2 separate regions of the Homo sapiens genome follow, and region 1 is linked to region 2. The links are chromatin loops, found by intact Hi-C in ENCODE. Cell type or tissue: PC-3. All regions are shown on one strand.

Evidence for each region. A loop is a pair of places that touch in the nucleus more often than their neighbours do. Peaks named below come from ENCODE experiments on the same cell type or tissue, not always from the same donor. Only the 100,000 strongest peaks of a DNase experiment are listed, where the experiment ranks them.
Region 1: it touches region 2 in a loop (5-fold over the local background); 2 of 110 quality-filtered maps call a loop at or near these places.

What each region holds. Positions count from the first base shown.
Region 1 is chr1:213,013,296-213,018,295 of GRCh38, forward strand. ANGEL2 (angel homolog 2) reads right to left here and starts at 2,572. Exons shown (of 9, transcript NM_144567.5): 1 at 2,318-2,572; 2 at 1-123. The coding sequence starts at 2,376. RefSeq lists enhancers at 1,409-1,997, 1,998-2,585, 2,298-2,607. In PC-3, no CTCF peak of the experiment used is centred here; a DNase peak (open chromatin) is centred at 2,576; H3K4me3 peaks cover 2,724 bases; H3K27ac peaks cover 2,087 bases.
Region 2 is chr1:212,483,795-212,488,794 of GRCh38, forward strand. No RefSeq gene overlaps it. Among named protein-coding and RNA genes, the nearest start is that of LINC02771, 13 kb to the left of the region's middle. RefSeq lists an enhancer at 3,916-4,454. In PC-3, no CTCF peak of the experiment used is centred here; DNase peaks (open chromatin) are centred at 977, 1,297, 2,407 and 4,847; H3K27ac peaks cover 4,760 bases.

The DNA of each region.
Region 1 (5,000 bases), 530 kb after region 2:
TAATGTCCAGGCCACCTCATACAACTAGAAATATGTCTGTTCCAGCAACACCTTTGCAGATTCTCCCACGGTGTAGTCCAGTCTCTGCCCAGACTCCTCGAGTGATGGGGAAACATGGGGTATCTAAAAGAAATAAATACACTCCTTGAGGCACCACTTTTTGTTCAGCTATAGTTTACAAAATCTAAGCCTGTTTCCTCAAGGGAAGGTAATGTCTAATATTTAAAATCTGGCTGCTAAATCTGTGAAGGATGAAGAGGAAAGCACCCATGATTTACCTATTGGCATCAATATCTCAATACTCTCGTCCTAAAAAACCATGAATGGTATTCTGAATACTTAACACAGAATGCCTCCCAGGCTCCCAAAATACCACATACCCCTGAAAATGTACATAGTTCAACTGAGAGATGAATCAACTATCAAAATGATATTCAGAGTAGCTTTCAAGCACCTACAAAACTCAATGAGAAAATAAAATACACAACAAGTATTATACTGAAATCGAATAAGGAACTCATATCACACTACAATTAAAGTAAACCTCTCCTCCAACTTGGAGTAATAACAAGTTTCTGAACAGTTTTTTATACCAAGGGCAGATTTTTCCAAACACTTGTATAGTTAGGAAAACAAAAGCCTATCCACAACTTCATAAATTCACAAAACTACTTCTCTTACTAATCAACGGGTGGATAATTTATTTCTCCATTCTTTTTTAAGCATGATTCTCGTTGGGGGAAATGAAAGAGGATGGGGATGACGTACTACGAATGCACCAACACTCCAAACCAACAGCTTCAATTTAACCCATCATCCAAAACATCTCCAAAGTGGCGCTAACATTTTTAATAGGTATGTTGCTCTCAGGCTCTCAAGAAACACTTCAGCTTAATAAAGCACCATGTTCCTCTCACTATACTACTTTGGCAAAATGTTAAGATTCAGAGAAGGACTTTTATCCTTTCCTCCAAAATTCTTAACAGCTACATTTCTACCACAGCATCAATAATGTGCGCTCCCATCCCTAAGGGAATTTTGTTTAAGTTGCGTTTACTGTTATTTAACTTTATACGCTGTTATTCTCGTTTTAACAGCATTTAAATTTTTATTATAATTTTTACAGTTTAAGTATTCGCTAGTTGTTCTCTAAAATCTACTTAATTGTAAATCTTTAAAGGCATAACATGGGCATTCTACACTGCTTTGTGATAACTCTGAAAGCCATAGGAATTTGGGCACTTGGTCCATGCATTTTCTATGCTAATAAGCCACTGTATTGAAATATAATACTTGTACTACAAAAGCTATTATCTATATTTGCAGTTATTTATTCAGACTTTTTTTTCTCTTAAGATGTTAAGCTCCTTCAGGGCCAGAACAGAACCGTCTTATTCATTTTAATTCCGTTATCTTCACAAGTGCCTAGCACAGTGCCTGGCAAACAGCTGGTACTCAGGAAACATTGTTGAACTGAATTACCATCAAGTCCCAGGCCTATGGGAGTTACAACCAAATCCCCATCGCTTATGTAATAATACATGCTGTGTTTCCCAAGCGTGGTGGGTGGTACACGAGTCGGTTTCACAGAGTACACAGTTAAATTACTTGATTGTAATTTCTAAATACTTATGTTAGTTTATTAGGAAAAAACATAATCGCACATCAAATCCAAGACTCTGCAGACACTGCTTAGGGTGAAGCTAATGTGGGCAGCACCTACTGAAGTGCTTTTTAAAAAAAACTGAGTCAATTTAAAGAAAAATATCCAGTAAATAATACACGTGAAACAAGAACTTGGCCATAACAGTAAGGGATGACATACAAGTGACTAAAGTTTGAAAGACACTAACACATCAACAAAAATCAAGCCCCTCCTGGGCGTGTGCCACACACGCGCCTCCAAGGGATCAGGCCCGCCGAGACCTACTGCGGAGAGGCGGCCTCCCCGCCGACGCTCGGTTCCCGGGACGGTGCTGCGGAGTGTGTGGAGCAGGCCAGCGCTGGTCTGGAGGCTGGGTTGGGGGAAGCAGGCCAGGGATCCAAAGCCACTGGCACAAGCCTGGCCGGCGGCCCATGAACTCCGCGCCAAGACCCCAGACCTCGTTGGCCCAGCGTCCCGCCAGCTGCGCGGCGGGTTTACCTATCCCGCTTGGTCTCTGGAGGCTCGTCCCGGATGCACCATCGCCCAGACCCTCTTCCTCTTCCTTCCACCCCTAGCCCGCCCCGCCCCGCCCCGGGTTAGTCCCGGACGCCCGCCCGCTCTTTCAGGCCGCCCGCCCCTCTCTCCTCCCTCCGAGTACCCAGCCCTACTGACCGGCCTCTTCCCACCACACAGTGGCCGTAGCCCTTCCTCACACAGCGCCAGGCTTCCATCTTCGCCCTCCGCGTGCGTCCAGTTCCCAGGCCCCGGGTTCCACCTCAATCTCTATAATCGATGCGACGGCCTAAAGTATCTAGGGAACCCCATCACTCTTAAGTACCGACTCCAGTCCTGGCTGCAAGGCATGCTGGGAGGTGCAGTCTCGCCGGCCGGCCTACACTCCATCTTGCGCAGTCAGAGTCCCTGAATGCCTTAACCCGGAATTCTGCTCAAGGAGCATGCGCAGAGCGTGGGACGCGCGTGCAACCATTTCTGAAGAGGGCAAAACACCCGAACTTCGTCTTAAAGAAACAGAAATAAACTTTCTTTTTTTTCTTTTTCTTTCTTTCTTTCTTTTTTTTTTTTTGAGATGGAGTTTCGCTCTTGTCGCCCAGGCTGTAGTGCAATGGCACGATCTCGGCTCACTGCAACCTCCACCTCCCGGGTTCAAGCGATTCTCCTGCCTCAGCCTGCCAAGTAGCTGGGATTACAGGCATGAGCCACCACACCCGGCTAATTTTTGAATTTTTAGTAGAGACAGGGTTGCACCATGTTGGCCAGGCTGGTTTCGAACTCCTGACCTCAAGTGATTCGCCCGCCTCGGCCTCCCAAAGTGCTGGGATTACAGGAGTGAGCTACCGCGCCCGGCAGAAATAAACAGAGCAGTGAAAATTTTTAATTGCCCAAAGTGCAGATTCCCAGCTGAGGCTGAACAACGCATCCTCTGGGTGCCCATGGAACTGAGGTACCACAGAATTTTGCAATTAATGTTGCGGAAGCACAGCCATAGCTCTCACTTTAAAATGTACGTGTATGGGCCGGGCGCGGTGGCTCACGCCTGTAATCCCAGCACTCTGGGAGGCCAAGGCGGGCGGATCACGAGGTCAGGAGATCGAGACCATCCTGGCTAACACGGTGAAACCCCGTCTCTACTAAACATACAAAGAATTAGCCGGGCGTGGTGGCGGGCGCCTGTGGTCCCAGCTACTCGGGAGCCTGAGGCAGGAGAATGGCGTGAACCTGGGAGGCAGAGCTTGCAGTGAGCAGAGATCGAGCCACTGCACTCCAGCCTGGGCGACAGAGCGAGACTCCGTCTCAAAAAAAAAAAAAAAAAAAAAAAAAGTACTTGTATGTCTTGTGTGTCCACCTTTATTAAATGTATTATAGGACTGTAGATTGTTGAAAGACATTATTTAAGTGGAGACCCTGCAAGAAACAGGAAGAGAGAAACCGAGAAAGAATAAAGTGTGGAGAGTAGAGGGGAAAAGGATACTAGAAGGCAGGAGCACTGCTTTTATAGGCTCTTTGAAACAGTGGTAATTTCTTGGGAAGGCTTTTCTTATCCCTGGTGCATAAAAGGAAGTAAAGTGTATTTGAAAAAAACCTTTCCCTCAGTATGTAATTGATTCTTGTTATTTGCAGTAGTTAGGTTCTGTAAAGTTGCTGGAAACACTGAATTAGTAAATACTGAATCATTACTCCTAAGGGAAATACAGGATTAGGATCCTGTAAGCCTCTGGTCGCATTTTCATCAACTTAATCAATACATAGTTTTGTTGTATGTGTGTTTCCGCTTAAAGACATCTTATTTAATATATATTGTTGATTCATTAACATTGAACTCAGTCAACAGCACTATAATTCATACCTCAACAAAGCTTATCTAACACTGCTATTTTCTCTGCAAGGCTCATGACAGCCTTCTTGTGCTTAGGAGCACTATACAGCACAACGCTTGGGGACCATTTTAAACAGCAACATCAACAAAAAGTACAAAAACGTGAAAAACATATCACTAAATGGAATGTGAAAAGGACACTTGGTCCTGATGGCTCACGCCTGTAATCCCAGCAATATGGGAGGCCAAGGCGGCTGGATCGCTTCAGCCAGGGAGTTCAAGACCACACTGGACAACATGGCGAAACCCCGTCCCTACAAAAAATACAAAAATTAGCCGGGCATGGTGGCTCTCGTCTGTAGTCCCAGCTACTCCAGAATTTGAGGTGAAAGGATTACTTTAGCCCGAGAGGGCGAGGCTGCAGTGAACCAAGATAGTGTCACTGTACTCCAGCCCTGGCAACAAGGGGACACTATGGTATAGCATGAGAGCTGAAACAAAAAGGCAGAGAATGCCTTGTTTAGCCTCAGCTGGGAATGTGCACTTTGGGCAATTAAAAATTTTCCCTGCTCTGTACATGTCCAAGAATACATGGAGGTTACAGATCAATTTTAGCAAGTAGGCAAATTTGCAAATATGGAATCCACAAATAATGGAGAAAGACTGTATTTCTGTTTTATACTGCCCTATTTTCTAGTTGTACTCACAATTTTGTAGTTCATTAAATTGACTAGTAGTTTACTGTATGTCTTGTCTTTATAATGAGATTGTAAATAACTTCTGAGGAAAGACCATGACTCATTATTTCCAAAATTTACTTGACCTAGTGCTGTGCTAAGTACACAATATATAGTAGTAAAAATATTTTTGAATGAATGGTTAACAGTGGGCCAGAACTTGGGACTTGTGAATGACCAGAAGCTTTTTCCTTTAGCACACCCTAAGAGGTAAGGAGAAATGTAACATTTTTAAATAAGTAAAAGAAATTAATAGATATCTTTTCATGCAGTGTTGGAATTT
Region 2 (5,000 bases):
CGCCACTGCATGCCAGCCTGCGCAACGAGAGCGAAACTTCATCTCAACAACAACAACAAAAAAAGTCATTAACTGAAACCCATAGTGAAAAACACTTGTACTTTACTTTGCATCCCGTGCACACATTATATACTGGATGTTTCCACTGAACGGCCTCCTCCCTGGCTCCCCTGCTCTCAGTTTCCCTTGGGTTCAGCGGCAGGGCAGGCCTGGCAGGACTGCAGAGACAGGGAGAAGGGGGAAGTACTTACTCCCCAGTGGGGTTGCCACAGGCTAGCTGGTCCCTCACCTGATGATCCCCGCTCTTTCCACATCATTCTCTGTCTCCAAGTTCTGAAAACACTTTCCTCCTTCAAGCCTTCAAGCCTAAAGGTGATAAGTGAGCCCCACTGTCCCTTATGATTTACCCACACCCTGTCCCATCTTTGTAAACAGCCTCTATCAAATGCTCCGAGAAATTATTCAATTAGAATGTGCTGTTTTTCTATTTCAGGGGCATTGGCTCAAGTTTATCCATGTATTATGTGTGTGTACATACACCCATACAACACACATACATATACACATATATGTATATATATACACACCAATGATTCATGAAGTAATACTCACCCTTACTCGTCTGTGAGACACTCTAATATGTTATTCTTTTTTCTTTTTTGAGACAGTTTCATTTTTGTTGCCCAGGTTTGAGTGCAATGGCGTGATCTCAGGTCACTGCAACCTCTGCCTCCCAGGGTTCAAGTGATTCTCCTGCCTCAGCCTCCTGAGTAGCTGGGATTACAGGCGCCCGTTACCATGCCCAGCTAATTTTTGTATTTTTAGTAGAGACGGGGTTTCACCATGTTGGCCAGGCTGGTCTTGAACTCTTGACCTAAGGAGATCCACTCACCTCAACTTCCCGAAGTTCTGGGATTATAGGCGTGAGTCACCATGCCTTGCCCTCTGTTATTGTATTCTGTGGACTTTTTAAAGAATGCTCACCCCACCTACTAAAGTGACTCCATGACCCACTTATGGGTCTTGATCCACAGTCTGAAGGGCATTGCATTAGGGCCAGCCCAGGGCGAGTGGCCTTAGCTGGGCTGGCTATAGCGTGTAGCAGAGGTCAGTATGGAAAATGGCCCTAGGTGCATTCTGGGGCTCCCCTTGGGGAAGGTTCCTCTTGTGGGGGGTTCCCTAGAGGGTATTTCCTCCCTGTAGTCATCACATTCCAGGGGCCAGTTTTCCACTTTGTAGGCCTAGAAATCCAAGTTGGTTAGGAGCCTTGGAGGTGGCTGAGTTGAGGGGTGACTCACACTGCAGCCCAAGTGTAAATATCAGAGTGCTGATTCAGTCGCTCACGGTGAGGATCCAGCTACCCAGTGGGCTGTGTTCACCCATCAGCACCTGTTCTCCAGTAGGGAATTCTACCCAGAAGTCCAAACTGTCATCAGAAGGTGCTTGGCCAGCACAGTCCTGGAGCAAGGGAGTTAGGAGAAGCCCGGAGATACCTGCTGCGCACCTGGGAGGCCTGAGCATCTCTCCGGGATACTCTCGAAATGCCTGCCTCCCGGCCTCCTTGGTCCTCACCACCTGTGCTGACCCACCTCTTTGGCTGACCTGTCAAATCTCTTGTTCTGTCCTCATCTATGTCTGCACAGTTGAAGCTTTCTATTTCAAGTTCTGGTGGTGGGCGATGGGGCTGGTTGTGTGCATGGTGGCCTCCCATGGCTGCCCTGCAGGTGAGGTGGGTGGCACATGTGTTGGGGGAGTAGCAGGAGCTCCCTCTGATTTACCTTCAGGTAGTCCAGAGATGTGTGGCCAGGGTCTACTCATCAGCAATAACCATACGCGGCTCTTTATTGAGTGCTTTGTAGAATGCTGGGTACAGTGCTAAGCACTTCACTGGCACTCTCATTTCTTTCCCATAACCATCTGATGAAATAGTACTACTTTCCCTGTTTTGTGCATAAAGAGATAAAGGCTTAGAGAGGTCAAGTGGCTTGGCCGAGGTCACTGAGTAAGCCAGTCGACAGGTGGCCCTAGAAACTGTCTGTGAATATATATGTGTGCTCTGAAAGGACAGGGACCATGCCTCCCCATAAGCTCTGACTCCCTAAGGGTAGGACTGTTCCCCCCTCAGTAGCTTCCCTCCCCACCTTGCTAGCCTCCCTGAAGTGCCCAGGGCAACATGTGGCACAGCAGGGGTGCTCTGTTGCATGCTTGCTGACAGTCACGGACAGGGGACCAGCCTCTTGCCAAAGAGAGAAGGCCTGTGGGAGCCTCAGACCACAGAGGAGTGACTGCGTGGATGCACCAGACCATGGCTGGGTGACTCAGCGGCTGGCTGACAGATGGATGAATGGACGTCAGTCCTATGGTGTGGCCCTTCCCTTTTCTCCCCGGAACAATAACACATCCTGGCTCCGTGATTTCGTCGCCATAGGAACTGGAAAACATTTGATAACATGGAGCCTCTGGGACAGGTGGGCTGAGCAGGTCTGAATAAAAACAACCCTTTCCTGCCCCTTCACCCAGAATCCAGGCATCTGGTCTATTTGCAGCAGGTTAGGTAAATAGCCTGGGGGGAACCATGCAGCCACCTGAACTGACCGACCTTGTCCAAACTAGGAAGTCAGGGAAGTCACTGTCTATGCTGGCAGGACCTGGCACAAATTCCTGGTAGGAGGAAATGGGGCCTCAGGCACCCTGTCTGGACATTCTGAGTATCCTATGGTGTGCCTGTCCCCAGCACATGTGGGCTCTGTCCTGGACACTGTGGGGAATTAGAAGAAGGAAAGAAGGGGGACAGGGCTCCAGGCTCAGAAAGCACGTGGTCTGCTAGGGGGCAGGGCACATATAGAAACAGTCCTATTAGGTCCCAGTCCTAGCACAGATGGGGAATTACACGGATCAGTAGGGAAGGAGTTGGGAGGTAGGTTCTGGGAGGGGATGGGGTTTGGTGGAATGGACCAGAATTCTCCATTCCCCAGCAAGCCCTAACCAAGTGTGGCACCGTGCTCACATGCACAATCTGGGTCCTGGGGTGACTGCTGGGGGCCAGGGCACTGCATTCTCTTACTGGCTTGGCCGTCTCAGCCTTCTCTGCCTGATGCTTTTTGGTTCTACGGTCCTTGCTTTTACTCTTCCAGTGCTGTTGGGCACTTTCTATGTAGGGCACTTGACTTGGACATCTTTTTTTTAAATTTTAATTTAATTTTTAATTGACAAATAATAATTGCATCTATTTATGGAGTACAATGTGGTTTTTTTTTTTTTTGAGTTGGGGTCTTGCTCTGTCACCCAGGCTGGAGCGCAGTGGTACCTTTGTGGCCCACTACAGCCTGAAACTCCTGGGCTCAAGTGATCCTCCTGCCTCAGGCTCCCGAGTAGCTAGGACGCCAGGTGCACACCACTGTGCTGGCCAGTGTGATGTTTTGATACACGATACATTGTGGAATGACCAACTGATCATCTAGATGTCAATATGCCCCACCCGCCCCTAAGATTATGCACACTCACCCCCTACACCAAATGTCTCTTCTTCCCTAAAGCACTGACAACATTCCAGGGTTAAGCATTCTCTATATCCAGCCTGTTGCCAATGTCTAAGGAGTCTCAGACAGCAAACCTCTCACAGGGGCCTCCCTTCCTTTCCCCACAGCCAGTGCCCTTGGCTGAGGTCACATCTTGCACAGGACCCCCTGGGGTCATGCCCTGGGGAAACTGTGTTGCCTCTCTCCTCCTCCTTGCTCCCAGCCCATGGGCGACAAAGGCCTGTCAACTGTGGCCTAGTAATGTTTTCCATAGGCAGCCTCTAATTAGTCTCTGTCTCCTGGCTCTGTCCCCTCACGTCCTCCTCCCTGCAGAGTCAGAATCCACTATTTTTTTTTTTTTGAGATGGAGTTTCGCTCTTTTTGCCCAGGCTGGAGTGCAGTGGCGCAATCTTGGCTCACTGCAACCTCCACCTCCTGGGTTCAAGCGATTCTCCTGCCTCAGCCTCCCGACTAGCTGGGATTACAGGCATGTGCCACCACACCCGGCTAATTTTGTATTTTTAGTAGAGATGGGGTTTCTCTATGTTGGTCTGGCTGGTCTCAAACTCCCAACCTCAGGTGATCTGCCCACCTCGGCCTCCCAGAGTGCTGGGATTACAGATGTGAGCCACCGTGCCCAGGCAGAATCCACTTTCTAACACACAGCTCTGGTCCCAGCACTCCTGCTCAGAAACCATCAATGGTCCATCCCAAGTTCATGTTCAATGTGTAGGCTGAAGCATAGCATTCCAGAGCCCTGCCCAGGGTTAAGTAGTTCATTCTGGGTACTTGGGGAAGTTGCCCTGCCAGCCTTTGTCTCCTCTCCTGTAAGGTCATGGAGGAGGTGGGAGCTCTGCAGAGCACCCCCGTCCTGGCCCTCCACAGGCCTGTGAAATGATTTGCTCATGGACCCAAAGTGAGTATGTGGGTGCAAGGCTGTGCTTTGATTCCAGGAAAATAAATGGACAGAAGCAGAGGGAAGGAGGGGAATCCAGGGTTTTCCGATACCAGCCAGCCTGAAGAGAGGAAAGGGGAAAAGAGATACACAAAAGCATATGAGGTAGCAGGACCTGGCCGTGGGCCTTTGTGGCTGATCCAAAGAGGTTCAGAATCTTAAGTATGTTCTAGGACTGACACAAGAGGGGCTGGACACCATCATTTCCTCTGCCTCAGGGTGTCAGCCCACAAGAAATGAGATGGCTCCAGGTCCAAGTCCTGCCAAATTCTCTGTAGAATATGTTTACAATCTGGTTATCTTGGAAACTTCCCCACCCTAGTCCAGGTTTACTATTTACCAAAAACAAACAAATTAAAGAGCCAAGCATCAGAAATGATGCAAGTTCCGTGTCAGCTCTCAGAGGCCGTGAAACACCTGGGCAATCAGCAAGGGTGTGATGTCATCCGGAGAAATGCTTGGCTCACAGACATCTCTGGTCACATGGGGGCTTTCCCCACTGAGCTCAGTGTTTCTGATGGACAACC